Linked DNA regions of Homo sapiens: region 1 is linked to region 2. A link is an interaction called in ENCODE POLR2A ChIA-PET data of the cell type or tissue named here. Cell type or tissue: B cell. All regions are shown on one strand. Each heading gives the region's core, and the rest is flanking DNA. Links, peaks and the distances in the headings are about the cores only.

What was found. ChIA-PET counts read pairs that join two places held together with the same protein. Peaks named below come from ENCODE experiments on the same cell type or tissue, not always from the same donor. Only the 100,000 strongest peaks of a DNase experiment are listed, where the experiment ranks them.
Region 1: POLR2A ChIA-PET joins it to region 2 with 11 read pairs; 3 of 35 experiments call an interaction of 5 or more read pairs at or near these places.

The regions. Positions count from the first base shown.
Region 1 is chr7:2,046,903-2,062,094 of GRCh38, reverse strand. The region is part of intron 12 of MAD1L1 (mitotic arrest deficient 1 like 1); the gene reads left to right. Among named protein-coding and RNA genes, the nearest start is that of SNORA114, 35 kb to the left of the region's middle. RefSeq lists enhancers at 4,857-5,409, 5,410-5,963, 6,452-6,967, 12,026-12,629. In B cell, for the core only: no CTCF peak of the experiment used is centred there; no DNase peak of the experiment used is centred there.
Region 2 is chr7:1,921,112-1,936,303 of GRCh38, reverse strand. All of the region lies in intron 17 of MAD1L1 (mitotic arrest deficient 1 like 1), which reads left to right. Among named protein-coding and RNA genes, the nearest start is that of MIR4655, 84 kb to the right of the region's middle. RefSeq lists enhancers at 4,221-4,390, 4,644-5,592. In B cell, for the core only: no CTCF peak of the experiment used is centred there; DNase peaks (open chromatin) are centred at 7,763, 8,163, 9,253 and 10,203; H3K4me3 peaks cover 924 bases; H3K27ac peaks cover 3,153 bases.

The DNA of each region.
Region 1 (15,192 bases), core at 4,798-12,797, 120 kb before region 2:
AATTTTTTTGTATTTTTGTAGAGACGGGGTTTCACCATGTTGGCCAGGCTGGTCCTGAACTCCTGACCTCAGGTGATCTGCCTGCCTCGGCCTCCCAAAGTGCTGGGATTACAGGCGTGAGCCACTGCGCCTGGCCCACTTCCCTGTTTTTAAGCGTCACATATTGGAATCACATACCTGTACTCTTTAGTCCCTGGCTTCCATTACACGTTATCTTTGTGAGAGTCATGTGTGTTGTGTATAGCTGAGATTTGTTGATTTTTCTTAATTACTCTGTTAAGTTTTCCATTGTATAAAAATACCACTTTTTAAAATACACTTGGCTGTACCCGACATCGGATGGTTTCCAGCATGGGGGTGTTGACTCTTGCTGACGTGGACGTTTTAACACGTGTATGACGTTTGGTGATCCCCTGGGTGCCCTTGCGCTGGGCATGCCCAGGTGTGGCATAGGGTCAGTTCCCGGGGCTGCCACCCCCGCCAGAGTTACTGTGCCAGGTGGCACTCCTGTTGGGGTGTGGATGGTGCTGGTCCCTCCGGGTCCTCACCTCCTGCCTTTGGTTTTCTCCCTGGTGGGGGCCTGTACTCGAAAGCTGTTGTTCTTACTTTCCTGAGGCTTGGTGAAGCTGAGCTGCTTTTTACATGCTCACTGGCCGGTTAGACACCGACTCCTGGGGGCACCTGGACAGGCTTTCTGTTCCTACCCCTTTGGGCTTTTATTTTTATTTTATTTTATTTTAATTTTATTATTATTTTTTGAGACGGAGTCTCACTCTGTTGCCCAGGCTGGAGTGCAATGGCTCAATCTTGGCTCACTGCCACCTCCGCCTCCCGGGTTCAAGCAATTCTCCTGCCTCAGCCTCATGAGTAGCTGGGACTACAGGCACGCGCCAGCACGCCCAGCTAAGTTTTGTATTTTTAGTAGAGATGGGGTCTCACCATGTTGGTTAGGCTGGTCTCGAACTCCTGACCTCGTGATCTGCCTGCCTCAGCCTTCCAAAGTGTTGAGATTACAGGCGTGAGCCACTGTATCCGTCCTGGGCCTTTAAATGATTGTTTGCCTTGTTCTTACTGAGTTGTAGTTCTTTACTCTGGATGTGAAAGTCTTTTGTTGAAACGTATTTAGTTATCTTCTCGTAGCCTGTGGTTTGCTTTTTCACTCTCGGAATTTCTCTGTTGATGTTCATGCAGCCAGCTCACCGACGTTTGCTGATGCTGGTGCTTTTGAGTCATGATTAAACAGTCTTTGCCTGCCAAAGTTGTGAAGATACTCAGTGGTTTTCTTCTAAACACTTTATTGTTTACCTTTTATATGTTGCTGCTTTTGTTCTGTGAAACATGCTGTTGATCTGGCAGCCTCTATTGCAAGGCCGCCTTCTCCCCACGCGTGGCGCTGCCATGGCCGTGGCCCGGGGACCCCTCGTGGCCGTCCACTTCAGGGCTTTCTGGTGTGTTCCATGGGCTCTTTTTTTATTTGTTTACGATTCCATGCTGTCGTCGTTGCCTCCTCCTTCCAGTGTTTCCCTGTGTCCAGGTGAAGCACAGCATTAGCTTATCTTGGCATTAGCGTATCTCGACATTAGCGTTATCTCGGTCTCGGCATTATCTCGATATTGGCATATCTCGACATCAGCGTTATCTCGGCATCGGCGTTATCTCAGCATCGGCGTATCTCAGCATCAGTGTATCTCAGCATCAGCGTATCTTGACATCTCGGCATCGGTGTATCTTGGCATCAGCATATCTCGACATCTTGGCATTGGCGTATCTCAGCATCGGCGTATCTCGGGATCGGCGTATCTCGGGATCGGCGTATCTCGGCATCGGCGTATCTCGGCATCGGCGTATCTCGGCATCGGCGTATCTCGGCATCGGCGTAACTTGGCATCTGCGTATCTTGGCATCGGTGTATCTCGGCATCGGCGTATCTCGGCTTCGGCGTATCTTGGCATCTGCGTATCTCGACATCTCGGCATCTTGGCTTCGGCGTATCTCGGCATCAGCGTATCTTGGCATCAGCGTATCTTGATACCTCGGCATCGGTGTATCTCGGCATCGGCGTATCTTGTGAACCATGAATGCCACATGTTCCACCATTTACCTTGATGGCCTTTAATTTCTCTCAGCAAGTTTGATGGATTTTAGGGTAGATTCTTACATGTCATTAGACTTTCTGCCCTGCGTATTTGAACATTCGACGCAGTTTTCATGTTGTCTTCTTGGACTTTGATCTTCTATGTATGTGTTCCTGGCCTGTGGATGTACCATTGGGTCCTGCACATTGACCCTGCACATGACAACCTTGCTCTGATGCTGGTGTTTGACGTGCACACTCATACTCTCTGAGAGATGCTGGCCATGCTTCCCCACCAACCCCATGCCTCTCTTCTCCCCTGGCTACGCTTCCCTGCCAGCCCCACACCTCTCCTGTCCCCTGGCCATGCTCCCTCTCCAGCCCCGCGCCTCTCCTCTCCCCTGGCCACGCTTCCCCACCAGCCCCGTGCCTCTCCTCTCCCCTCCCCTGGCCATGCTTCCCCGCCAGCCCCTTGCCTCTCCTCTCCCCTGGCCATGCTCCCTTTCCAGCCCCGCACCTTTCCTCTCCTCTGGCCACAATCCCTCTCCAGCCCCACGCCTCTTCTCTCCTCTGGCCACGCTGCCTCTCCAACCCCGTGCCTCTCCTCTGGCCACATTCCCTCTCCAGCCCTGCTTCTCTCTTCTGGCCACACTCCCTCTCCAGCCCCATGCCTCTCCTCTCCTCTGGCCACACTCCCACTCCAGCCCTGCTTCTCTCTTCTGGCCACACTCCCTCTCCAGCCCTGCTTCTCTCCTGGCCACACTCCCTCTCCAGCCCTGCTTCTCTCCTGGCCACACTCCCTCTCCAGCCCTGCTTCTCTCCTCTGGCCACACTCCCTCTCCAGCCCCACGCCTCTCTTCTCCTCTGGCCACACTCCCTCTCCAGCCCTGCTTCTCTCGTCTGGCCACACTCCCTCTCCAGCCCTGCTTCTCTCCTGGCCACACTCCCTCTCCAGCCCTGCTTCTCTCCTCTGGCCACACTCCCTCTCCAGCCCTGCTTCTCTCCTCTGGCCACACTCCCTCTCCAGCCCTGCGCCTCTCCCCTGGCCACACTCCCACTCTAGCCCCGCGCCTCTCCTCTCCTCTGGCCACACTCCCTCTCCAGCCCTGCGCCTCTCCCCTGGCCACACTCCCACTCTAGCCCCGCGCCTCTCCTCTCCTCTGGCCACACTCCCTCTCCAGCCCTGCTTCTCTCCTCTGGCCACACTCCCACTCCAGCCCCGCGCCTCTCCTCTTCTCTGGCCACACTCCCTCTCCAGCCCTGCTTCTCTCCTCTAGCCACACTCCCTCTCCAGCCCTGCGCCTCTCCTCTCCCCTGGCCACACTCCCTCTCCAGCCTCAAGCCTCTCCTCTCCTCTGGCCACACTCCCTCTCCAGCCCTGCGCCTCTCCCCTGGCCACACTCCCACTCTAGCCCCGCGCCTCTCCTCTCCTCTGGCCACACTCCCTCTCCAGCCCTGCTTCTCTCCTCTGGCCACACTCCCTCTCCAGCCCTGCGCCTCTCCTCTCCTCTGGCCACACTCCCTCTCCAGCCCTGCTTCTCTCCTCTGGCCACACTCCCTCTCCAGCCTCGCGCCTCTCCTCTCCTCTGGCCACACTCCCTCTCCAGCCCCGCCCCTCTCCTCTCCTCTGGCCACACTCCCTCTCCAGCCCCGCGCCTCTCCTCTCCTCTGGCCACACTCCCTCTCCAGCCCCGCGCCTCTCCTCTCCTCTGGCCACACTCCCTCTCCAGCCCCGCGCCTCTCCTCTCCTCTGGCCACACTCCCTCTCCAGCCCCGCGCCTCTCCTCTCCTCTGGCCACACTCCCTCTCCAGCCCCGCGCCTCTCCTCTCCTCTGGCCACACTCCCTCTCCAGCCCTGCTTCTCTCCTCTAGCCACACTCCCTCTCCAGCCCCGCGCCTCTCCTCTCCTCTGGCCACACTCCCTCTCCAGCCCCGCGCCTCTCCTCTCCTCTGGCCACACTCCCTCTCCAGCCCCGCGCCTCTCCTCTCCTCTCCTCTGGCCACACTCCCTCTCCAGCCCCGCGCCTCTCCTCTCCTCTGGCCACACTCCCTCTCCGGCCCTGCTTCTCTCCATGCCCCTTTCCTCCAGGTGCAGTGTCATGGAGGAATGATGACAGTAGGCACCTTGTCTCCTTCAGGCTGTGACGGGCGCTTTGGTAATCCATCAGTAAGCGTGGTGTGTGCTAGATGTTCTGTGTGATACTCTTTACTGAATTAATGAAATCCTCTCCAACTTGTGCTTTTCTAAGAGTCTTTGTCACGAAGGCCTACCCCATAAATTTTGATGCGGGTTGTTTTTGTTACTGTTGAGTTCAAAACATTTTCTGATATTCTCTGTGGATTTAGAAAGTCTGGCCTTCCAGCAGGATTTAACGCATACAAAGCATATAATACAGGTGGACTGGCCAGCTGAAAAGGGATTGAGAAGGAGAAACCCAGACTCAGTTCACTCACTCGATCATTAATGTTTCATTCCCCAACTTCTTCTTTTTGGGGGGGCGGTGGGGGGAATGGAGTCTTGTTCTGATGTCCAGGCTGGAGTGCAGTGGTGCAATCTTGGCTCACTGCAACCTCTGCCTCCCGGGTTCAAGCAGTTCTCCCCTCAGCCTCTGAGTAGCTGGGACTACAGGTGCACACCACCATGCCCGGTGAATTCTTTGTATTTTTAGTAGGGATGGATTTTGCCACGTTGGCCAGGAACTTCTCACGTCAAGTGATCTGCCCACCTTGGCTTCCCGACGTGCTGGGATTACAGGCATGAGGCACCGCGCTCGGTCATTCCCCAGATTCTTACTGTGCGTCTCCTGTGAGCCTGGCACATTTAGGTGCTGTGGAAAACAGCAGGGAGCTGCACAGCAGACTCGGAGCTCAAGGGCCCCTCTCTAGGTGGGGCTGGGGCAGGTGTCAGTCGCGTTGAGGCGGTGATGGCTGCTGTGAAGAAAGGGAGGCGCTTTAGGGCTCGTGTGTCAGGGAGGGTGTGGGAAGCCGGTGAACAGGCGCCCTTGCTGAGCCCAGAAGGTCACTGCGGGGAGAGCTGTGTCCATCTGCCGTGCTAGACCGTGGTGGGGCTTGGTTTGTGGTAATGATAGCTGCACGGGTACTTGGGAAGGTTGTGGGGCGAGGTGCCACGTCTCCCCGGCTTCCCCGTGGCAATGCCGTAGGTGGTCGTGGTGCAGTGGGAAGACCAGGGGCTTTGGCGTTAGCACAGCCTGTGTTCCTCTCCGCGATCGGCCGCTTGTGTAGGTTTCTGTGGCCCCACAACAGTCCCCCTGGGCTGCCTCTTGGAGCCACACCAACTCCTTGTCCTGGTTCTAGTGTTGAGTAGGACTTGTCCTTCACCCCTCTGTGATAATGGGCGCTGGGTGGGAGCCCGTGGGAGCTCTGTGGTGGGCCTTGGTTCGAGGTGAGCACCGCCCTCGCTCACGTGGGTATCTCCTGGGTCGCTTTGCAGATGGGTCGTGGAGCCAGTCTTGTACTTCCTTCCACGTCTTTCCTGGATAGCCATTCTGTGGTTTCTTCCTCTGCCCCAGTGGGAGCCTAAATCTGGCTGTGTGCTCCTCCCTCCCCTGAGGGTGTGAGATCTAGCCCTCTTTCCCTAGAGCAGAGCAGAGCAGAGCAGAGCAGAGGGCCTCCATCCCTCCCACAGAAGAGCCTGCGCGAGCCCCATGCTGCTTCTGATCGCCGTCTCTTCTGCTCCACACCCCTCTTTAGGTCTGAGGCTTCATGATCGGCACGATTTCTCTTGCTCTTTCTTTTTTAATACTGAAAATTTTTGGTCTTAGGTAGCACTGAAGGGAGTATTTATAACACCCAGTACCTGCTGTGTCATCTGGAAAGCATCATCCTCTGTGACCCTCCAGGGGTTTGTGTCAGACAGTCATCATGTTCCCTGTGGCGCCCGCTGAGGCGTCGGGGGGTCAGCTCTGTGGCCCCGTTTTAGCCCAGCAAGTCGAGGCTTAAGAGTGGCATAGAGACTGCCCAGGCCATGCGGCCAGCCTTGATGCTAGATTTGTGTTTTTTATTTATTTATTTATTTATTTTTGAGATGGAGTCTTGCCCTGTCACTCAGGCTGGAGTGCAGTGGCATGATCTCAGCTCACTGCAACCTCTGCCTCCTGGGTTCAAGCGATTCTCCAGCCTCAGCCTCCCGAGTAGCTGGGATTACAGGCGCCTGCCACCATGTCCAGCTAATTTATGTATTTGTAGTAGAGACGGGGTTTTGCCATATTGGTCAGGCTGGTCTCGAACTCCTGACCTCAAGTGATCCACCCACCTCAGCCTCCCAAAGTGCTGGGATTACAGCTGTGAGCCACTGTGCCTGGTCCTAGATTTTTTTTTTTTTTTTTTTTTTGAGACAGGGTCTCTCTGTGTCACCCAGGCTGGAGTACAGTAGTGTGGTCTCGGCTCACTGCAGCCTCGACATCGCAGGCTCCGGTGATTCTCCTGCCTCAGCCTCCCGAGTAGCTGGGACTTCAGGTGCCACCACCGTGCCCATCTAATTCTTTTGTGTTTTTGTAGAGATCGTGGAAATCTGAGTGTGACTTGGTAGCTCTGGGGTGCAGCCTGCGGTCCCCATGTCTCACCGGTTCCCTGGTGGCGCTCCTGTGCTGCTCCGGGCCAGTTCTGTCAGGGGTGGCAGAGGCCTGGATCGTGCCCTACGATGCGGGCCACAGGGGCCGGGTCACACAGCTGATGTGGATGCTGCTGACTGGCCCTAGGCCTGGCTCACCCCCAGCTCCCTCTGAAGACCACTGCCTACCTGCTGTCCTCACTGTCTGCCTCCGAGAGGACACACGTCCTGGCGTGTGCTCATTCACTCCCTGCTTTCTGTCAGGGTTTGTGGCGTGCCTCTGCCTGGTGCTGTCGTGGCACGCACCGCCTCGCTGTGCTGCCTGCCTAGTGCCTGGAGGGAGGCTTGGCCCCGCTTCCTCTGTCTCTGCTGCCCCCGCCCTTTGTGACAAGCTCTGCACTGTGTACGTGAACACAGGACAGATGGAGTTCGGGCCCTGCCGTCGTCCCTGAGTCCCGGCCCCACCGCTCGGCTCCTCCTGCTACTGTGACCCATGCAACCCATCTTGTCTCCTGGGCTTTAGCCTCTGGGGATGTCCAAGGAGCAGCCCTGAGTACCGCATGTGTTCCCCGCTCTCCCATCACTGCGAGGGCACGGCCCAGCCGAGCGCAGCTCAAGTTCAGCTTCAGACCTTGCTTTGTTCATACTTAAAGCACATCCCTCCACGTACACCTGGATCGGTGCAAAGCCTGCAGGAGGGGCCCTGAGACGCTGGCCAGCCCGGCTTCCAGGGTCGTGTTTGCTCTGCTCAGTGAGAGGGCCTCTTCCCTCCACAGATAAGCAGGGTTCTCTCGGCTTTGGAATTTAATTTCCAGGTGTTAATATATCGCCCTTTCCCATTACCTTTCTAGACTGACATTTCTATTACATCCATTCAGGAAAGAATGTCCACTTTGTTATGGGACAAAGCCATTTGCACAGTTATTAGAAAGCCAACCTTGTCACAGACACTGCTGCACTCTCCCTCCGAGAGGGAGCTGGACCTGGCTGTGGCAGAAAAAAATTCCAGGGAGAAAAGCAATTTTAGGAAATACGGTGAAATCAAAACAATGCATTTTACCCGTCTCCAGTGTGAAGATGATGAAGGTTGGGTTGTGGGAGCGTGGACCGCCTCCACCAGCCCGAGCCCTCCACGTGCGCCCGACCGCCGTCTCTGCCTCAGGTGCGTGGAGTTTGGAGGCTGCGTTACACTGGATTCAGGTCACCCATCTTTACTCTTGGCTCTTTGAAAAGACCACAGTCCTGTCCCCACCCGCCCATGGGTGGGACTTTCTGGACAGTTCCAGGTGAGGCTGTGGAACTCCTGGCCCTTTCAGGGAGATTTGAGGAGATGGCCACAGCACTGTGTTGGGGGAGGTGGGCTGGGAGCAGCAGTGCTCGTGGGCTCTGGCCCTGGTGGGAGTGCCCTGTCTGCGGGCACCCGGGTGCAGCCCTGACCCCTCCCGCCCTGCCTCCCTCTGCAGAAGGGTGCTGGTGGCAGGTGTGTCATCAGAAACCCCGATGAGGGCATTTCTGGATGGTGCTGCTGAGATAAGGCTGTCTCCTCGGGTCTCCGTGTTGAGGGTGGCTAGAATCGGGTGCCCCTGGAGCACTGTGGAAGCCAGGTCTACTTTCTTTTTTGAGGAGTCATGGCCTGCGTCCACTTAATGGTGGCAAATCACACTTGGAGAGCTCGGTCACAGGAGCCTACTGAAACCTGCAGCCCAGAATGCAGGGCCTGGGTCACAGGCTCCCTGGCTTCACCCAGGGGCTGTCCCTGGCCCTGTACCCTGTTGGCCTGGGGCACCCCCATAACCCGTGTCCCCAGGCCCTGGCTGGAACGTGCTGTGCGGGGAAGATGGGCCCCACCTCTGCAGCCTCCTCTGCTTCCCCGTTGCTTTCCTGCCGCCCGCCAGGGCCTTGGGGCCTTCACACAGCTTCTCTACTTCCCGGAACCCAGATCATCCCCGGCGTCCGGCTCATAGCATTGAGGCAGGCCCTTTTCTCCCTTGTTCACCGGCGGCTGGCACAGTTCCTTGCATACAGCAGGCTCTGAGTAAATGCCTGGTGAATATTGGACTCCTTCACCTACAGGAGGTGCTGAGGCCTTTGGAGTGGCCAGGGAGCAGCTCTCCTGCCTCTGCCTCACCTGCCCTGTGCTCTGCCCCCGCCCGGAGGACTCTTGGTCCCAGCCTCACCGTCTGCATGGGCCTCCGCGGCCCCCAAACTCACCGGTTTTCAGGAAGGGCCTGCTACCAGGTAGCAGATCCCGAGGCTTCTGCTTCTGATGCCTGAGCTAATGTCAGCAATGTGGAAGAGGGTGTTACTTGCTTTCAACTTTCCCAACAACCAAAGTCGCAAGACGTGTAGCTGTCAGTGGCAGAGCAGGAGGGTAGGCAGTGGCTGGGAGCAGGTGCCAGGGCAGGGACGGCTCGGCCTTCAGATGCAGGCACTGGAGGCGGCACCCACCCGTTCCCTCCTCAGGCTGGTGGAGGAGCCTCCGCTGTCCCGGGACTTGGGGCAGCTCTCCCTTCTGGATTTCCTCCTCCCACATGTCCTGCTGGGGACACATGGCTTCCTATCTCCCCATGGCCCCGGAGGTCCAGCGCCTCCCTCCCCCATGCTCCAGGCTGGGGCCCCAGCTCCCTCCCGGTTCCTCTGTCTGTTCCGGGCAGCAGTCTGTGGCGCCAGGGCCATGCCCATGCCAGCTGCCGTAGCTGTGTCCCAGCTGTTTGCTCCAGGTTTATTTTGATGGTGTACCCCTTTATAAAAACTGTGGAATTTGCACACTGATACGTGCATATTTGTTTAAAAAGGATAGGTATGACCTGCGGCCAATAATGAACACACCCATTTATTTGTAAGATATAAGGACTTATAAACGTAAGTAGGGTTTCCACTGTATACCTAGGCCCCAGGGAGCTGTCAGGTGCCCTCCCTGGGCACCGTGCCCGGGCCCCAGTGAGTGTCCAGCCCCCTCCCTGCCTGCTGTGCCTGGGCCCTAGTGAGCTGTCCGGCGCCCTCCCTGCCTGCTGTGCCTGGGCCCTAGTGAGCTGTCCGGCGCCCTCCTGGGTGCTGTTGCTTGCTGTCTGTTGGGCATTCTGTCTGTGTGGTCTTCCTGAGGCTGTTACCAACTGTGGTGGCGGCAGGCCTGGGGCTCCTACTACGCCGCTGCCTGTGCTCTGTTGCTCACATGAAGGGGCCAGGGAAGCCTGTTGGCATATGGAGTCATGCCATGGCTGGCTGTGGCGGAGCTGTGGCTGTGCGCGTGGCGAGGACGATAGGGTTCTGCCCTTGTCCGTGGTCACCCTGCTCCTGCTCTCGCTTCTCTGAGGCCAGCCCCTCCTCTCTGATGTGTGCGGAGCGTGGGTCTTGGCCTGCCGGGGGCTCCTTCGTGGAATGCAGGGGGTGCACAGGTGTTGACTCTGCATGAATGGTTGTCTTTCCGCCTGGCTGTTTCCCTGCCTGACGCCCCTGTAAACATCCATTCCCAACACGCTTCCCAGAGGACGCTTGCCCTTGGAGTACTCCTAACAAAAGACTTCCCAGTGAAATCAGTTTCTGGCACCCCATGTGGTATAGCCTGACACGGCACCTGCTGCTCAGCTTGTCCATGGCTCTGAGGAGCCCTCAGGGGCCCCAGGCAGCTGGTGGGGGATGGGGTTGGGGGGTGGACAGCAAGGTGACCTGGCGGGCGCAGGGCAGCTGGTGGGGGTGGTGGGGGGTGGAAAGCAAGGTGACCCAGTAGGCACAGCGCAGCTGGTGGGGGGTTGGGGGAGGTAGGGGACAGCGAGGTGACCCGGCAGGCGCAGGGCAGCTGGTGGGGGGGTGGGGGAGGTGGGGGACAGCAAGGTGACCCGGCGGATGCAGGGAAGGCCCAGTCTTCATGTGCGGTTTCAATGTCTCGTTCCTGGGCTTTTCTGCATTAAGTGTGAGTTTCTAACATACCACGTTGAAACGTCTTGGATCTTGCCTGCTGAGCCACGTGGCTCTTCCTGAAGGACAAGGTCAGCGCCCCCCTCGCCACCACTTCATCCAGATCCCAGGAGCCCCTTCTGTCCTGTAGGCCAAGGCTCCACAGCACCACGTGGGTTATGGACGAGAAACCTGGAGTGTCCTGCTAGGAGAGAGGCTGTGGAATTCCCAGTCCCCCTCAGCTTTGGAGGTTTATACCAGAGAGACCGAGGCTTAGAGAGGAGCCCAGGGAGGCTCCTCCAGTGCCCAGGCCAGGCATCATCCAGCTGGCACAGGTGGCTTTAGCCCAGCCTCGGGGGGACACAAGCAGGGCCTGCAGGGTGTCTGGGAAGGGCTGGAGGGACCAGGCCCGGAACCTTGTCCTGCCTACCCAGGCTTTGGCCTGACATTGTCCTTGTTTGTGCTTTAAAATCCCCTATCCTGTTTGGTAGAGAAACATGCTCTCTTTAAACTCAGTTTCGAAGAAATCCAAATCTTTGAATAACCTTGATCTTGAAAGGAAAGGAAGTTAGCTGCAGGTGAAAATTGATGGTCATGCTCAAAGGCATGGTTCCCTGCCAAGGAAGCCTCTTGAGTCTTTCTACTAAAAATAGCTGCAGCATCCTGGTGGTGGTGTCTGAACCCTCTCTAGGCCCCTCCTGGAGACATTCAGAGATGTTAAAGGTGACAGCCAGCCTCACCTGGCCGTTCCGCACAGGTGTGTTTGCTCCTGGCCTGTGAGGCACAGGTGGGTGGGCCTGCTGAGGACTGAGCCGCCCTCGGGGGTACTGGGCTGCTCCCTCCGCAGCCTCTGCCCCTTCAGTTGTCCTTGGTGTCACGGCACACCCAAGAGCCTTGTAAGTTCCCTGCACCACAGTCTGGGTGGGTGCCTGGGTCCCTGTGTCCATGGTCCTGGGAGAGGTCCCTGGCCTCAGTCAGAAGGTGTGAAGTGTCTGGACTTTCTCCAGGCCGGTGATAGGCCACTGTTGGCTTGTGGTCTCCATGGTTCTGTGGGTGCTTCAACGGAGCTGCCAGAAAGGTCAAGCCACAGCCTGACACCAGCCAGAGTGGAGGCGGCCCAGGAACCCCCTGGCTCACCACCCTCAGCCTGGTGCTTCCGTCTGCCCGTGTGGGTGTGGACATGGGTCTGAGGCACTGGCTAGGGGATTCCCTGCTTCCAGCAGGCGCGTGAGGTTCCATCCTGGTCTCTGGTTTCTGGTCTGGCCTCATACCTGGCTTAGCTCTCGTAGGAGTGCAACAGGTGGAAGGGGCGGTGATGCCCGCAGATGCTGGGTGAGGTGCCCCGTGAACGTGTGGTCTGGTGCCCGCAGACGCTGGGTGAGGTGCCCCGTGAACGTGTGGTCTGGTGCCCGCAGACGCTGGGTGAGGTGCCCCATGAACGTGTGGTCTGGTGCCCGCAGACGCTGGGTGAGGTGCCCCGTGAACGTGTGGTCTGGTGCCCGCAGACGCTGGGTGAGGTGCCCCGTGAACGTGTGGTCTGGTGTCCGCAGACGCTGGGTGAGGTGCCCTGTGAACGTGTGGTCTGGTGCCCGCAGACGTTGGGTGAGGTTCCTTGTGAACGTGTGGTCTGGTGTCCGCAGATGTTGGGTGAGGTGCCCTGTGAACGTGTGGTCTGGTGCCTGCAGACGTTGGGTGAGGTGCCCTGTGAACGTGTGGTCTGGTGCCCGCAGATGGTGCCAGCAGATGTTGGATGAGGTGCCCTGTGAACCTGTGGTCTGGTGCCTGCAGACATTGGATGAGGTGCCCTGGGAATTACAGTGCTCGATAGTCCTCCTGGACACTGGTGCTGATGAAGCGAGTCTGGCCACCCACGCCAGGCAGTGCCCAGTGCCCCTTGGGTGGCTCCTGCCCTCCAGCAAGACATGGGGATGCTGCTGGACCCAGGTGTCTGTGAGGTCCAGGCACAGATCTTGCTTCTGCAGGAGGCCCCTGGGCGGACTAGGTGAGTCCTTCCTCCTACCGCCTCTTTGAAAATCTGTGTGTGTTTAAACTAAATTTCTTGAGTGCCATCAGAAGGCCCGTGAGCTGGTGAGCTGCCCCCGAGCCTTTTGCCACCCATGGTGGGCATGAGCCACCTACTGAGTCGGCTCCGAGTCAGCAGAGGCCATGGAGTGGGGGCCCCCACTGTGCAGGGAGAGGGTCTGACCCTGGGCGGGGCACCGGGAAGGGAGGTGGAGGCCTGAGGCCAGCCCTGCTGGAATTCCTCTCTTCTAGGGGGAGGAAGCCTAGGAGCTGGAATCAGAAAACCTGTTAGAACCTGAGCTCTGTCACTCTCTCACTTGTGCCTGGCGCCAGCTCCCTTTCCCTCTCTTTGCCTTTGCTTCCTCTCTGGAAGAATGAAGCATGCACGCCTCACCCCATCTGCACGGGGAGCCGATTCACAGATTACATGAGGGAATGCTTTGAAAATATTTTTAAATTGTAATGTTCAAATATATGTGTGAGGTAGTTCATCATCAACTCACTCAACAAACATATGGTTAGTTCTATTCTAAGGTGATGTGTGTTCCTAAAAGTCACCCTGCTACACAAAATCACATTAAAAATAAGATGGGACCCTGATGAAAATGGCAGCATGGTTGACGCGGTCAGTGGCTGGACACAGGCAAGTGTGACAATCGGCACAGCTCTTCGCCTCGAGAAGGCCTGGCGCTGGCTTGGGGAAGTGGGAGTGGTGGCTTGTGAGTCACTGTGGAGTGGGGAGAGCACCTGAAGCTGGAGGGGTGTGGCACAGGGGGCTCAGCCAGGCTCGGGAGGCTCCCATCACAGCTCCGTTCAGCTGAGTGCGGTTTTCTGCATTCGTCTTGGAGGAGGTTCTTCACAGAGGGGCGGAGGGGGACTTTTTGGCCATCACTCAACATCCTATGGGACAGCCCCTTCCTGGCTGACCCACCTGCCTGCCCTGTGCCAGGCCTTATGCAGTGTGGTTGATGCTTATTACCATTCATCAAATTTATTTCCTGACAAATCCTATGTTAAATACCTGGCATGGGACCTGCAGTGAGTGGGCATTCGATGTATAGCGGTCACTGCTGGCATTCGTCAGAGTAACTTCTCATTTCATTAACATCCCTCTAATCATCTCACTTAAAACTCACTTGGAGAATTCTGAGCTCAGATTTGGAAATCCCGTGTTTGTGCAACAGGAATTTGTCGTTGGATGAGATGAAGGAACTTGCCTGGGTGAACAGGCAGGATTCGCAGCCCAGGTAGCTGCTCATTCTCCGAGTCCCTCTACACCTACCCCGCTGCCCGACTAGGGTGCTGGAGCATGGTGTCTGAGAGCACGCGTGTGCGTCAGTGTGCACATGCGTGCACCCGGGTGTTCATGAACACACCCGTGTCGGTGCTCAGTGTGCATGCATGCACACATGAGCATTACTGTGTGCGTGTCTGTGCTGCATGAGCTCTGTGTAGGAGACGTGTGTGCATATCTGTGTTGAGTGCTGTGTATGTGTGTGTCCATACGTGTGTACTTGTGTGCGCATGTATGTTGTGCTGTGTGAGTTCTGTGTGCACATGTGATCATGTGAGTGTGCACGTGTGCTTTGTGAGCTGTGCATGCACATCTGTGTGAACTGTGCATTGAGCATGAGTGTGCATGTATCTGTACTGGTGAGCTGTGTGCACGTGAGTGCACGTGTGTGATTGTGCATGTGTCTGTGGAGTCAGCTCTCTGCATATGTGAGTGCACGTGTGTGAGTGTGCATGTGTCTGCAGAGGCAGCTCTCTGTATGCATGTGAGTGTGCATGTCTGTGCTGTGTGAGCTCTGTGTGTGCATGTGTCTGAGCATGCACATGTGTGAGTGCTGTGTGCGCACATGTGTGTGCATCTGTGCTTACCATTCTGGAACACTGGTTCTTTTATGCATTTTGGCTTCTTTTCCCACGAGACCCTCATGGAACATTAAGCCCAGCAGACAAGGCCAGCCCCAACCATTGTGATAGTTATTAAACAGCAATAAAGCAGGATCTGTATTTACAGACCCAGAGTGTGCTCAGACTGGGAGGTATTAAACATCATCCATCATCAAATGGAAAACAGTCAGATGCAGGGAGTGTAGAATGGAGTTAATATTCTTTTGGTTAACTTCACCCATAAAGAGCTAAACTGCCCCCAATAAAACACCAAGGGGAGGAAGGGAGGTTCTTCCAGACGGAAGCAATCATCGGCACGGTCTGCAGACAGGCCCCCAGGGTTTCCTCGTGCCGGTGGGTTTTCTGCAGCTTGTTACGCAGCTGCGGCTCAGAGCAAGCGGTGTCTCAGGGTCCCTTTCCACAGTTCTCATTGCCTGCTTTGCCTTAGGTCAGCTCATCAGCAGCCCTGGGGAGCTGGGGTGAACGGAGGAAAGACACTGACTTGTAGAACCTGAGAATCTGGGAAGGGAGGGCCTTAGCCGAAGACTGTTTGCCCAGGAGGGTGGCACGCAGTAAACAGTTCAACCCAGGAGTTCAACCCGGGAGCTGGCATTGGGGCATGGATGTGCGCGCTGGTGGCCATTCATTACTGATCCTCCAGTTTCCTTTGTCGTCTGTGAGTGGGTGCGCTCAGCCCAGGGGGTGTTGTGTGCGCAGCGTGTGGTGCAGAGGTAGC
Region 2 (15,192 bases), core at 3,170-11,169:
AGCCCTTTGAGGCCAAGGCCTGTGGCGTCCCAGGGAAGAATGAGGCCTCCATGAGGGCCAGCAGGGCCTGCCCACACCCTCCAGGTCTACATGAGGCCCACGGCCTTTGGAACGCCAGCCTATCCCCTGATGTGGGGAGGTGGTGCTGGGGTCTGCCCACGCCAAGCCTCGGAGGGTGCTGCCGGGGCTGTGTCGACTCTGCAGGGTGCCCCTGAAGGAGCAGGGCTGGGAGTCCAGAGTCACTGTGCAGTCTGCACCCCCAGCGAGGCTGTGGGGCTCAGGAGACCCCTGCCCCCTGTGTTGCTCTCTGCTGTTGGAGGGAGCTGGGCACTGCCCCACGCTCCTGGTTCTGGGGGGACCTGGGGGAGGGTTCCCTGTCCAGCCCTTAGCAGCAGCCTGGAGCGTGGCCCGGCGTCCCCTTGCTCCTGTGTTAGAGCCACCCGGCTGCCAGCCCCCTCCCTTGGGGGTGTCTGCAGGCTCATCTGTGGTGGGGCCTGGAGGCTGCTGCTTTCTGGCCTTTGGCATCTCGAGGTGATTTCAGACTCAGCTTTCATCCGATGATACCTTCTTCTGTTTCTTCCCACCTACTTGCCATCGCGCCCTGTACTGTGGGAGAGCATTCCCTGTGAGCATGCAGGTGCAGAGGTTGTGTGGCGGTGACTTGTCCGCTTCCCACAGCCCAGCACCCAGGCTGATGTATCAGGAGTGATTGTCCTCTGCCCCGCTCCTTTGTGGGGAGGGTCTTAGGTGGGGTCTTCCCTCCCTCTTGTGCCCCACCCCCATAAGCCAAGACTGCCCTGAGTCTGGGCGCACCCTGCCGGCAGGTAGGGGCTTAGTGGCTGGCTAGCGGGTGGTGTGCCCTCCTGGAGTAGTATGGTGGGGTTGGAGGACAAAAGCCAGAAGGGGGGGCCTGTGTTGCCAGATTGAGGGGCGAGCTGATGGCAGTCGGGGGCTCCTTTCCAGCTCCCCACCTGCACAAGGGCTGCTCCCGGTCTCCACTGTGGCTGTGAGGGCCTGAGCCCCCATGTCCCCAGCCCCCTTTCTGGTCCAGCCGTGGCTCCCTCTCCGCCCTGCATTCTGCAGGTGTTATTGGCAAGTTTCGGAGCTGAGGATGCAGACTTGGAGCCATATTTTTAGGTGGCTCTGCACCCTGGGAGAGGATTTGGGAAGGGGCCTTCCATCCCCTGCTGTCACGGGCCTGTGCCTTGGCTGTGCACCCATTCGCTTGTCTGTTTGTTCCCCTGTTGTCTGGGTCTCTGCCCGTCTCGGGTTTGCCCGTCTGTTCGTTCCCTTGTTGTCTGGGTCTCTGCCCGTCTCGGGTTTGCCCATCTGTTCGTTCCCTTGTTGTCTGGGTCTCTGCCCGTCTCGGGTTCACCCGTCTGTTTGTCCCCCTGTTGTCTGGGTCTCTGCCCGTCTCGGGTTCGCCCGTCTGTTCGTTCACCTGTTGTCTGGGTCTCTGCCTGTCTCGGGTTTGCCCATCTGTTTGTTCCCCTGTTGTCTGGGTGTCTGCCTGTCTCGGGTTCGCTCGTGTGTTCGTTCACCTGTTGTCTGGGTCTCTGCGCATCTCGGGTTCGCCCGTCTGTTCCTTCCCTTTTTGTCTGGGTCTCTGCCTGTCTCGGGTTCGCCCATCTGTTCGTTCCCCTGTTGTCTGGGTGTCTGCCTGTCTCGGGTTCGCCCGTCTGTTCGTTCCCCTGTTGTCTGGGTCTCTGCCTGTCTCGGGTTCGCTCGTGTGTTTGTTCCCCTGTTGTCTGGGTCTCTGCGCATCTCGGGTTCACCTGTCTGTTCCTTTCCTTGTTGTCTGGGTCTCTGCCTGTCTAGGGTTCGCTCGTGTGTTTGTTCACCTGTTATCTGGGTCTCTGCGCATCTTGGGTTCTCCCGTCTGTTCCTTCCCTTGTTGTCTGGGTCTCTGCCTGTCTCGGGTTCGCCCGTCTGTTCGTTAACCTCTTGTCTGGGTCTCTGCGCGTCTCAGGCACGCGGGTGGTCGGCATCTGGCTGTGACAGGTGCCCGGGCCATGGCTGATTGGGAGTGGGGGGTGCGAAGAGGCGTGTCTGAGCTGACCATGGAGAAGTCAGGGCCAGCGTGGTCTGGAAGCAGGAAGGGGAGGATGAGCAGAGGCCTGGGATAGTGGGGGCCGCGCCACATGGCGCCACCAGGAGGTGAGGGTGGGTCGGGCGTCCAGGCCCCAGTGGCTGATGCAGCGCGTGTCTGTGCCCCCAAAAATCACAGTGTTGGTGGCCTCTGTTTTATGTAAGGCCTAACCCCACAGAGGGAGAGGATACAGAGGCAGACTTTTGGAGTCTGGAATTGGCGGGTGAGCAGTGAAAGGACTGAGTAGACTTGGGAAACCGGAATCTAAGCCGGCGGCGGGTGGAGCTGAGAACCCGCCTGAGTTACACCTCAAAACTCCAACGCAGCCCAGGAACTGGCTGCAAGTGGCGTTAGGGGAGGGATGCCACTGACTGAAGCACAGTGGATCTGGAGGCTTGATTGCTGAATTAAGAGATGGGTCCCCGGAACCATCTGTCCATCTGTGTGCCCTGGGCAGTTGCCGCTCCCCGGGAAAGATGAAGACTCCAAAACAAGCCAGCAGTTTATTCTTGGAGCAGTGATACTTAAAGTGCAGTACCCAGGTCGGCCGCTGCCTCCCTGGGAGCCTCTTAGAAATGTGGATTCTCAGGTCTCATCTCAGACTTGCTCAGCCAGAGGCCTGGGGGCGGCCGGCAGTCTGTGCTAGGCAGCCCTACAGACCACGCGGATGCTCAGCGCGTTTGTGGACCGCTGCTCTGGAGAGGGCTGGCAAGGTCCCTGGACAGACCCAAGTCAGGACAACAGGCTTGAACTGAGCCCGGATTGATAGATGCAGGTGTGGGCCTGGATCGCACACCCCCGCCACGTGCCCTGCAGAACACGGGCAGCAGGTGTGACCCTGTAGGCTATGGTGGAAAGACCTCCCTGTGTATCCGAGCAGCCCAGAAGGACCTGGCGTTGGCAGTTCCCCAGCTCGACAGCTCCCATGGATCGCTCCCTGGGGAAAACCGTGGCAGACGGCTCCATGCTCCTACCCGGAGTATCCCTGGGCCCCTAGTGCCCTCCCCTAGTGAGGAGCTGATACCCAGGGATTGTCAGACAGCCCAAGGGAAAGGACAGGAAACGAGCAGGGAAAACAGAGCACAGCGAAACGCAGAGAAACACAGCGTCAGCGGGGAGGGAACCCACTGTCCCAGCAAAGAAAATCTCCAAAAACTGTCTCCTGGATCTCCTCAGAGAGAAGACGGGGCTTCAGCAACCAAACAACAGGGCAGCTTAACACACACCAAGAGAAAGCAGTGAGCAGGGGGAAGGCAAAAGTAGGGAACAGTGAATGGAAATCTAAGAAGATTTGTAAAGTAACGTTGAGAAAGTCTGAAAGTAAAGACAACGAGATGGAAAACAGGAGAAGAGAAGTAAGAACATTAGAGGTACAGCCCACTGTCTGAACAACAGGAACATGGAAGGAGGGAACAGGGAAAAAGCAGATGATAACAGAAGTGCCTCAAGGACGTCTCCCTGAAGGAAGGACGCAGCTCCCTGCCTCCCGGGAGAGGCTCAGACTGGGCTGTCTGTGGTTGGGGATAGACCCGCACAGTGTGCGGCAGCATGAAGATTCAGGACACAGGACGAAAGGAAGACCCTGAGAACTTCAGAGAAGAAACACAGAGGTCACTTGTCAAAGGATCCGGGATCAGTCATCTAGCGTTTCCTAGCAGCAGCACCTCCGAGTTTCTAGCAGAGTGACCTGCATCTCGGGATCTCATAGCCCCCCAGCCCCACATCAGGTCTGAAGGAAGAAGTACGGGCATCTGCAGGGTTCAAGGCCTTAAAAACTTGACGGCCCCGCACCGTCTCTCAGGAAGCTGGCAGAGGATGCACTCCCAAAGGATGAGGGAGTAAACCAGGAAAGAGTGTGGCTGTGGCACGCAGAGCAGACCACAGGGGCTTCTGCCGCGGAAGCAGAGAAGGAGGCCTCAGGCCTGGGGAGCAGCCGGCAGGGGCCAGAACAGGCCAGAGGTTCTGGGATATAGAGCAGAGAAGGAAGCCTTAGGCCTGGGGAGCAGCTGGCAGGGGCCAGAACGGGCCAGAGTTTCTGGGATATAGAGCAGAGAAGGAAGCCCCCAGCCTGGGCAGCCTCCAGCGGGGGCTGGAACCCACCAGAGATTCTAGGACAGAACCTGGTGCGTTGGGTGTCATGATGCGGACCGGAGCTTTCCACACGTGTGTGCCAGGCGTGGGCTGCCATGGACGTTGGTCCCCAGGTCCCTGGGTCACTCTTTGGCAGCCTCCTCCTTCCCTGCGTGCCACACACATTTCTCAGGTTTTAGGTTTGCTGCCCCGCACAAAAAGACTGGGAAGCACCTGTGTAGACAGCTGGCAAAGAGGGATGGCTGCCAAGAGCCATGAGCACCTAGAAGGCTGAGTGCGTGGGAAGCAGGACGACCATTGGCTCTGGGGACAGCAGAGTTGCATGAGAAGCAGCAGAAGCAGCAGTGTCCTGCATTCTGAGCTGGCCCTGAGCAGCCTCACACAGTCGTAAGGGAGCTGAGGCCTGATCTGAACACAGCCCTGAGCCTCATATTAAGAAAGGGGACCAGGAGGAGGGAGACGCGTGTTGCAGGGTGGGAGGGAGGGAGAGCTGAAGCCTCGCTGTCTCTCGGGAAGTCAGCAGGACGTCCGAGCGCTCAAGTCCAGAAGGAGCCACAGAATGTGTATTCCAGAGAAATGCAGTTAATACCGACATGATCGGCTGAGAGGTGAACATGGTGGACTCTGGAGAGAAAGGAAGGAAATGAGAAGTGTGGAGACCGCTGTTCCCTGACACACCCCACAGAATTCCTGGGCTCTTAACTCATGTGCATGTAAATCTAAAGTTAAAAAGAGAAAAGTCCAGGTCACGCCGCTTGCTGCCAGAGAGGGCTGTCCCCTCCCCATTCTCCAGATGAGGAGCAAGGGTGTGCCCGCAGTGTCAGCAGACCCTTGACGTGGACCCCACGACGCGCCCTCGCTCCTGTGACCGTGCGTGGGGTGAGGAGTTGGGGGTGTTCCCGTGGTGTCAGCAGACCCTTGACGTGGACCCCACGACGCGCCCTCGCTCCTGTGACCGTGCGTGGGGTGAGGAGTTGGGGGTGTTCCCACAGCATCAGCAGACCCTTGACATGGACCCCATGATGCGCCCTCGCTCCTGTGACCGTGGGTGGGGTGAGGAGTTGGGGGTGTTCCCGTGGTGTCAGCAGACCCTTGACGTGGACCCCACGACGCGCCCTCGCTCCTGTGACCGTGGGTAGGCTGCCTGCACAGTCCCTGCAAAGGGTGAGATGGCAGGTGTGAGCCTGAGACAGAGACGGATGCTCCTCCCCGGCCTGGCTGGCCCTGAGCATGGGTTAGGGGTGGGTCTCCTGGGTCACGAGAGAGACCAGGGTAAGTTGTGAGGGCTTCAGGCCAGCAGGTCTGCAGATGGCAGGCCTGTCACTGGCTTAAGGGGGAGCCGCGTGGCCTGAGACAGCGCCCAGTGTCCCACCAGGAAGCAAGTCCCAGGGGAGTCCCCTCACACCCTGATCACCCAGCATCTCGGGGGTCAGCAGATGTCTCTTCCTGCTCTGGGGAATCAGGGCCCCCAAGGAACAAGGTGAAGGGGATGTGACGGTGGGACGAAGCAAGGGGACACGTGGCAGTGGGGTGGGCGAGGGGACGCAGCGGTGAGGTGGGGTGAGCGGACACGGTGGTGGGATGGGGTGAGGGGACGTGGCAGTGGGGACGGGGCGAGGGGACGTGGCAGTGGGGGATGGGGCGAGGGGACGTGGCAGTGGGGGATGGGGCGAGGGGACGTGGCAGTGGGGACGGGGCGAGGGGACGTGGCAGTGGGGACGGGGCGAGGGGACGTGGCACTGGGGGATGGGGCGAGGGGACGTGGCACTGGGGGATGGGGCGAGGGGACCTGGCACTGGGGACGGGGCGAGGGGACATGGCATTGGGGGATGGGGCGAGGTGACGTGGCATCGGGGACTGTGCGAGGGGACGTGGCAGTGGGGACGGGGCGAGGGGACGTGGCAGTGGGGACGGGGCGAGGGGACGTGGCAGTGTGGACGTGGTGGTGGGATGTGGCAGTAGGGGACGGGATGAGGGGTTGTGGCAGTGGGGACGGGATGAGGGGACGTGGCAGTGGGGGCAGGGCGAGGGGACGTGGCAGTGGGGACGGGGCGAGGGGACGTGGCAGTGTGGACGTGGTGGTGGGATGTGGCAGTAGGGGACGGGATGAGGGGTTGTGGCAGTGGGGACGGGATGAGGGGACGTGGCAGTGGGGACGGGGCGAGGGGACGTGGCAGTGGGGGACGGGGCGAGGGGACGTGGCAGTGTGGACGTGGTGGTGGGATGTGGCAGTAGGGGACGGGATGAGGGGTTGTGGCAGTGGGGACGGGATGAGGGGACGTGGCAGTGGGGACGGGGCAGGGGACGTGGCAGTGGGGACGGGGCGAGGGGACGTGGCAGTGGGGACGGGGCGAGGGGACGTGGCAGTGGGGACGGGGCGAGGGGACGTGGCAGTGGGGGATGGGCGAGGGGACGTGGCAGCGGGGCTGCAGAGTCAAGAGCTCCCTTTCGTGTTTGCCACGGCTTCCCCAAGGGCTGTCTCTGGTGTGGGCCCCAGACCTCCGGTCAGAGAAGACACAGAAACACATAAAGAGGCCCCTGCTCTCGGGGATCTGAGTCCCTGCTCGGAAGTTCAGGCAGGAACACCCTTGTGATTTTCCTGGTGTCTTTGACAAGGCAGTCACTAAACAACCCTTGCCATCGGCACGGGCCCTTGGCGGATAGGAGCCCCAAAGCCCGGCCTCCCGTGCTGGCTCTGACTCCTCACTCAGCCCCCCTGCCACGTCCAGGCTGGGCCAGGGAGATTGTTAATTGCAGCTTAATTAGGGAATGCATTAATATTAAAATAATCTTAGCAGCACATTGAAGGTGATCAAATTTGTCACTGCCTGTGTGGGCACAGCTGATCCTAGAGGTGTCTTTGGGGAGGAGGGAGGCAGGGGGAGGATGGAGGAGCGAGGAAGAGGGAGAAGAGATACCAGGGAGGAGAAGGGAGGAGGTGGAAGAAAAGAGGGGAGGCCCGGGAGGGGAGGAGGGAGGGGAAGATGGTTGGCCACAGAGTTGCTCTGCCTGGAATCCACCTGCTCGGCCTCAGGGAGGAGGGTGCCCTCGAGGGGAGGCCTGGTTTGGTGTCCCTGCCTGGGCTGAGGACGGGAGCAGTGACTGCCTTTCTGTTGCGTCCTGTGCACTGCTTCTGTCTGTATCGGCGCGTGTCCTCTGCAGTCTCAGGACTCACACTTTTCCTGCTTGGCTGGCGCTGGCCCCACAGGTGGCCTCAGTGAGGTGCCCTAATGGCTGCTCCGTGGACCACCAGGACAAGCACTGTGGAGAGCTACCCATTGGCCTGGCAGTGCCAAGCCAGCTGTGCCCTCCCACGGCCAGAAATCAGTGCCCAGCTCTCACGTGGCACAGGCCTGTGTTTACGTCATGCCCCCACCCCGTGCCACCTGGGCAGGGCCGCCACCTGCCCACGCCTCTGTTTGCTCAGTACAAACACCGTGCAATGCCGACAGCTGAGCGGTTCAAATGGGATGGGGGTGCAGGGGCTCCAGCCCTGTTCGGCAGTTAGTGGGAGTTGGAGAAGAAGGGCTGGCGTCTGAAGTGCAGGACCATGCCTGTTTGGCCCAGTCCTGTGCCAAGCTGAGATCGTCTGCCTGGGTCCTGCCATCTAGGGACCTGCAGGTCATGGGGAACAGTCTCAGGTGTGGCAGGAGTTCCGTCGTGGGCTCCTCTAGGGACCGGTGGGTCGTGGGGAGCAGTGTCAAGTGTGGCAATTCTGTCGTGGGCTCCTCTAGGGACTGGTGGGTGGTGGGGAGCAGTGTCTGGCGTGGCAGGAGTTCCGTCGTGGGCTCCTCTAGGGACCGGCGGGTCGTCGGGAGCAGTGTCAGGTGTGGCAGTTCTGTCGTGGGCTCCTCTAGGGACTGGCGGGTGGTGGGGAGCAGTGTCTGGCGTGGCAGGAGTTCCGTCGTGGGCTCCTTTAGGGACCGGCGGGTGGTGGGGAACAGTCTCAGGCGTGGCGGGAGTTCCGTCATGGGCTCCTCTAGGGACCGGCGGGTCGTGGGGAGCAGCAGCAGGTGTGGCAGGTGTTCCGTCGTGGGCTCCGACTGTAGTGCTGGAGACAGAAGTGATGTGACGTCAGCCAAGGCCTCGGGCACGAGCTGGTGGCTCTCCACTGTCTGGAGAAGTAGCTGCCCCCCACGTGCTGCTTGGTGCTGCCTATTTTTTAATTGAATTGTTAGTATTGAGTTTGGGGTGAATCCAAGTTGAGTATATAGCTGATAAATATCTTCTCCCAGCCCGTGACGAGCCTCTTCATTTTCTGACCCTGTGTTCCTCGGAGCAAATGCTTTTCATCTGGGTGCATGCTGATGATCAGGTTTTCTTTTATAGGGGTCAGATCCAGAAACTCTCTGCATAACTCCAGGCCAAACATATTTTTTCTTGTTTTCTACTAAAAGGTTTTAAGTTCACATTTAAATCTGTGACCCATTTTGAGTTAGTTTTTGCCCATGGTGTGAGCTTGAGTTCAAGCTACTTTTCTTTTTTGTTTTTATATGGATGTCCAATTGTGCCATTATTATTGAACTGACTGTCCTGCCACCATTGAATTATGTTTGCACCTTTGTCCAAAACCAGTTGGCCATGCGTTATGGGGGTCTCTTTCTACACCTTCTCTTCTGTTCCCTTGATCTAAGCGTCTGTTCCTTTGCTGTTAATAACACCCCACGGTATTGATTACTGTAGCTTCGTAGTAAGTCTCGAAATCAGCAGCACAATCCCCCACTTTATGGACAAGATTTACATTCAGCTTGTCTTTACCTGCAAAACGCCTGCTCAGATTTTTAGAGGAATTACTGCATCTGTCAGTCAGTCTGGGGAGCATCTACATCTTGGTTGCAGTGAGTCTTCCGATACATGAACACAATGTAGCTCTCCATTTATTTACGTTCTTCTTATTTTCTTTCATCCACATTTTGTGGTTTTCACCGTACCCACCCACCCCTTTTTTGTTAGAAATACACATGGTTTTGTTGGTTTTATTGTTAGTGTTGGAGCTATGTAATTATTTGTAGGCTTGTTTTTATGGGTCCCAGGTGTTCAGTGCGTGTGTGTAGATGTATGACGGATGTTTATGCTGGCTTTGTAACCCATGACCTTGCTGAACTCACTTCTTACATCTGGGTTAGTTGCTGTTTTGATTTTGTTTTCTAATCCTTTGCAGTCATAGCACCTGTGAATAGGGACAGTTTTGCTTATTTTGTTAAGATCCATATGTCTTCTATTTTGTTTTCTTGCTGTGTTGCCCTGTCTAGGACCTTAGTATGGTGCTGAGTAGGAGATGGGGCAACAGAGATCCTGGCCTTTCTCCTCACCTTGCAGGGAGAGCAGTCCATCCTCCTCCATGAGGCGTGCTGCTAGCTGCAGTTTATTTGTGGTTTTTCCTTATCAAGCTGAAAACGCTCTTTCCATTCTTAGTTTGCTGAGAGTGTTTATCATGTAGGATGTTGGCGTCTGTCAGATGCTTTTCCTGCATCAATTGATGGGATCGTATGTTTTTTTTCCCTTACACCGTTAGTGTGATTGACAGTGTGTCATTGTGATTTTTTTGGGAAGTTTCCAACGTTGAGCCAACTCTGCATTCCTGGAATAAACCCCCCCCTTGGTTATGGCATAGTATTTTTACATGTTGCTGAGTTCATCTTGCTGACATCGTCAGTAATCTTCACGTCTGTGTTCATATTGGTCTGTAGCTTTCTTGTACTGCCCTTGTCTGGTTGTAGTATACACGTAATGAATGAAGTGAATTGGAAGTATTCCCCCTTTTATGTCCTAGAGGAGATTATATAGAATTGGTGTTACTTCTTTAAATGTTTTGTAGAATTTGCTGGTGAAACCATCTGGGCCTAGGGATTGTGGTTGTGGCAGGTTCTAATCATTACAGGAATAGTGAGTTCTTTCATCTCAGCTGAATGTTGGTAGAATGTAGGTTTTGGGGTTTTTTTTATTGTGAGGAACTGGTTCATTATATCTGTGATCAAATGTATGAGCAGTGAATTGTCTGTGCTCTTGCCTCGCTGATTTTATCGTGCCTGCTGGGTTCGTAGCGGTACTCCTTCCTTCCTGATACTGGTCGTTTATGTCTTTTTTTTTCTTTTTTCTTTTTTTGTCTGTTAGCCTTTCTGGAGATGTATAAATTTCACTGATCTCCTTAGAGACCTAGTTTTTGGTTTCATTGATATTTTGCTGTTGTAGTTTTGTGTTTCCTTCCTTCTGCCTGCTTTAGTTTTAGTTTGCTCTCCTTTTTTTCTGGCCTCTTCAGGTGGAAGATTAGATTGCATATTTGAGATCTTTTCTGCTTTCCAACGTAAGCGTTCCGTGTTAGAAATTTGCATCTGAGTGCTGCATTAGCAGCATTTCACACATTTTGATAATGTTGTATTTTTATGTGTGTTCAGTTCAAAACATTTTCAAATTTCCATTAAGATGTACCATAGTTTGAACGTGGCCTCCAAAGTCCACGTGTTGGAAACTTCATCCCAGAGTGATGGTGTTGGGAGGTGGGGCCTCCTGGGAGGCGTTGAGGTCACGTGGGCTCCACCTTGGTGAGTGGATTCGTGCTGTTGTAAAAGGGGCTTCTGTTAGTTGGCTCTCTGTATCTGCCCTCCTGCCGTCCACCATGTGATGGCGCCTCAGGAAAGCCCTTGCCAGAAGCTGGTGCCTTGATCTCGGACTTGCCAGCCTCCAGAACTGTGAGCCTATAAACTTCGGGTCGTTATAAATTAATCTCAGGTATTCTGTGATAGCGCCGCCAATAGACTAGGATGCCTGCTGTGATCCATACAGATTTAGAAGGATGCTTTTTAATTTCAAAGTGTCTCTCCCTGATTTTCTGGGTAATTTCTGTTCAATTTCATTATGTTGAGGGAACGCACTTTCTACGATTCACTTTCTTTGCAATTTAAAGTTTATTTGGTAGCTGATAATTTGATAACCTCAAAATGTCCCATGTGCACCTGATAGGTATGTGTGTTCTGCCGATTAATAGATGTGTTTTGGCCATTTATAGTTAATGTAATTTTTTATGCATTTGGATTTAGGTACATTTTATGATTAGTTTTCTGTTTGTCCTCCATTTTTTATTCCCGTTTTCTCTTTCCTACCTATTTCAGGTTATTTGGCCTTTTTTATACTCCATTTTGATGTATCTATGTCTTTATTATATCTATTTGTATACTTTTAAAGTGATTTTTCTGTGGTTTACAATGTGCAAGCTTAACATTTCACGGTGCACTTATAATTCATATTTTATCATTTCAGGTGGAAACGTCAGGATTTCACCACGACGTAGGCTTCTCCCTGCCTCCCTTTATGTTGTAGTAGTCCTATGTACTTACTCTCTATATGTGGAAAACCCCACCAAGAAATATTACAATTCTTGCTCTTAACTGTCATGCCTATTTTATAAAACATAAGAGGCAAAAAGTAGTTTGTGGTTTTGCCTCTTCCTTCTTTCCTGGCGTTCCTGGGTTCCCCTGGGATCATTTCTGGTTTGGCAGGACTTCCTTCGGGGCTTCTTTAGAGTAGGTTCTCTCAGCGTTTGCTTGCCCAGCAGTGTCCTCACCCCACCTCGTTACTGAAGGATACCATTGCTGGATGTGGGGTTCTGGGAGAGTGGTTCTTGTCTCCTAGCACTTTAAAAATCGACACTGTTTCCCCATCTTCTGGCTTCTGTGGTTTCTGATGAGCAACCTGCAGTCACTCAAAGAAATCTCCCCTTTCCCCTCCGTGCAGATGAGAGAGGCTTTCAGACACTCCAAGTGTGGTGGTGTTTTAAGTTAAAGGACGGGAAGGAATTCATGTGCCCACATTGTCTGCTGGGTTCCAGCGTGTGTGGGTGTAATGCCTGCCACCCTGCCGCGAGAAGGACTCCTGTGGTGATGTGCTTTCTACACCAAGCTTAGTGGCACGGCATCATCTCTAAGATACTGTGAAAAGTTAAGTCTGTGTTTTCCAATCACTTGCTTCTTGGAGCGTCTTTAAAATCTCACTCGATAATTCCAGCATCTCCGTCATCTTGGCGCCTGTTGGTCGTGTTTTCCCTGGCAGGTTTCTGTTTTCCCGGTTCTTTTCATGCTGCTTAATTTTAGATTGCATTCTGGATGTTTTGAATATCCCGAGATTCTAGGTCTTTCTTAAGTTCTCTGGAGAATGTAAATTTCTGTTGGTTTCAGCATTTCCTGATGGCACTTCCATTTCAGGCTCTTTGCCGAGTTTCCCAGGCCATTGAACCTTGTGTCCTCCACAGTCCTGGCTGGGTCCTGGTGTGGTCTAGCTCAGAGTCCAACTCTCACACCTGTGGGGTGCTGATTAGGGTCAGAGCCCCATGCCCAGCTTAGAGGGCACCTTCCAGAGCCACTCTGAGCACCCAGCACTTCCCAGGTGACCCAGGGTTCCCTTCACTGCCTTCTGGCCACAGAGCCAGGCAAGGCTTGCCCACTGTGCTGTGCAGTCAGTCCCACGGCCACAGCCGCCTTCACGGCCAACGCCAGCCACAGCGTTGGAACAGGGCAGGACATGCCCCACGCACCCTGTCTGGAGGGAGGGGCCCACTCTTGGGCTCTAGGCGTCTGTCCAGCTGTGGCTGTACCTCCGCAGGATTGCCCGGGTGCCGGGGCGGAAGAGCGCGGGGTTGCCCGGCTGCCGGGGCGGAAGAGCGCGGGGGTGCCAGGGTGCCGGGGCGGAAGAGCGCAGGATTGCCTGGGTGTCAGGGTAGAAGAGGATGGAGACAGACAGAATTTCCCACACTGCCTCTCAGGCTTCTCTTGACAAGCTGTGTGCGTCTTGTGCTCACTCCCAGGTTTTAGGGGTCCCCAAGTCCAGACTGGGTAGCACCAGGGCAAACACCCAACCAGTGACAGAAACTCCAGCAAGCTTCAACCACAGACTGCAGAACTCACCCAGTATGAAATAGATCGTCTCATTAATCCTAGAACCATTAAATAACTGAATCCACAATCAAAAAGCTTCCAAAAAAGGATATCTCCAGGCCCAGATGGTTTTCTGGTGAATTCTACCAAACACTTAAAGAAAACTTAGCACCAATTTGCCAAAACTCTCCAAGAAAACAGAAGAGGGAGCACTTCCCAACTCACTCTGTGAAGCAAGCATTTACCCCAACTTCAAAACCAGTGGCAAAACTGAAGAACACTGCGGGGCTATTTTCTGTTTTCTGAGAGTGCAAGGCTGGGTTGGTGTCGAGCGTCAGCTGGTACAATCCATCGCGTCAGCTCGCCAAAAGGAAAAATTACATGGCCAAACCAACGGATGCACAAATGCAGTCAGCGAGGCCCAACACACGTTCATGGGGAAACTCGGCAAACCAGGAGAAGCCGAGAACCCCCAAGTTTGCCAAAGAGCATCTGCAGAAACCGTGCAGCTCACCGCAGACCTGGCTGGTGAGGGACTGGGAAACGCCGACTCAGGCAGAGGCCTTCCCTCTCACCGCCTTGGTCCATGTCCCAGAGCCCCAGATGGGCAGCAGGGTGAGGAGGTCGAAGGCACACGGACTGGAAAGGCAGGACCGACCCTTTTCCTCTTCACAGGTGGCGTGATTATGTCGAAAATCACAAGATAAAAACGAGTCGAGCGAGTTCACCCGGGATTTCTGTGTGTGGCTCTTGTATCCTGCAACCTTGCTGAGCTCACTTTATGAGAAATATGTCCGTGTGTCTGTGTAGTTCTGTAAATATTACACAATAGCAGTGCACATGTGGAAACCGAAATTAAAAACATGCCGTTTCTGTTCACTCTTCTGAAGATGAAATCTGCAGGCATCACTAACACCACAGCACGCCGACAACGGCAAGCTGCTGAGGCGAGGCGTGGGAGGTCTGTGTGAATGGAGACTCTGCCTTCGTGGCTCGTGGGGTGCAGCGCAGTAAAGACGCGGCGCGGCCAGGTCCAGCTGCATGTCTCTCGCAGCTGGAAGCAGGGCGCTCGCCGCTGGGCTGGTGATGCTAGTGGTTCTGGGTTCCGACCTCAGCCCGCCTGCAGCCTGTGGCTCTCCAGGTCTGTAGTCGGCTGCTGGCTGCACTCCCTCCATCGTCAGAGCTGCCTCAGGGAGAGACAGGGCTGATTGGTTTCTTCATCTTTCCCAGAACCTGAACCCCTCGTCTTCAGGTTCTCTCTTATCTGTTAATTCCGTTGCTTTTAAGCTTAGTAAGTACTTTAGTGATTTGATAAATAATTCTATTTTCTTCTGGGCTCTTTGAGCTTATTTTTATATTTAAAGATTTAATCTACTTGAAACTTATTTTGGTGTATGGTATGAGGTCGAGATCTAAATTGATTTTTTTTCCAGATCACTAAACAATTGCCCTAGGGCCATTTATCTCAGAATCCTTCCTTCCCCGTAGATTTATACCTTCATCTTTATTAAAACTTAGGCAAAATCGGGTCTGTATTCAGATCTTTTGTTTTTTTTAATTTCATTTATCCTTTTTTTTGACTTAAAGGTTTTCTTACCTGTTTATTATTCTAAGTTAATTTTAGAATTACTTTGTCACGGCCAGGCGCGGTGGCTCATGCCTGTAATCCCAGCACTGAGGCTGAGGCGGGTGGATCACCTGAGGTCGGGAGTTCAAGACCAGCCTGGCCAACAAGGTGAAACCCTGTCTCTACTAAAAACACAAAACGCCAGGCGTGGCGGGAGGGTGTCTGTAGTCCCAGCTACAGGTACTATAGATGCTGAGGTGGGAGAATCGCCTGAACCTGGGGGATGGAGGTTGCAGTAAGCCAAAATCACACCATTGCACTCCAGCCTGGGCAACAGAGATAGACCCTGTCTCCAAAAAGAAAAAAAAAAAAAGAATTAGTCAAATTCAAAAAAAAGGTATCAAGGTTTTATTTTTTACTGAAATTACACTGAAGTTATAGGTTAATCTAGTGGAAGAATCTTTGGCTTTCCAGCGTCTGTGTCTGAGCAGGGAAGGGCGCCTCAGGGCCGCCTCCCTCACCGATACCACGTCTCAGACCCGCAGCGTGCCGGGGTTCCCTTTGCAGGCTCCGGTCCA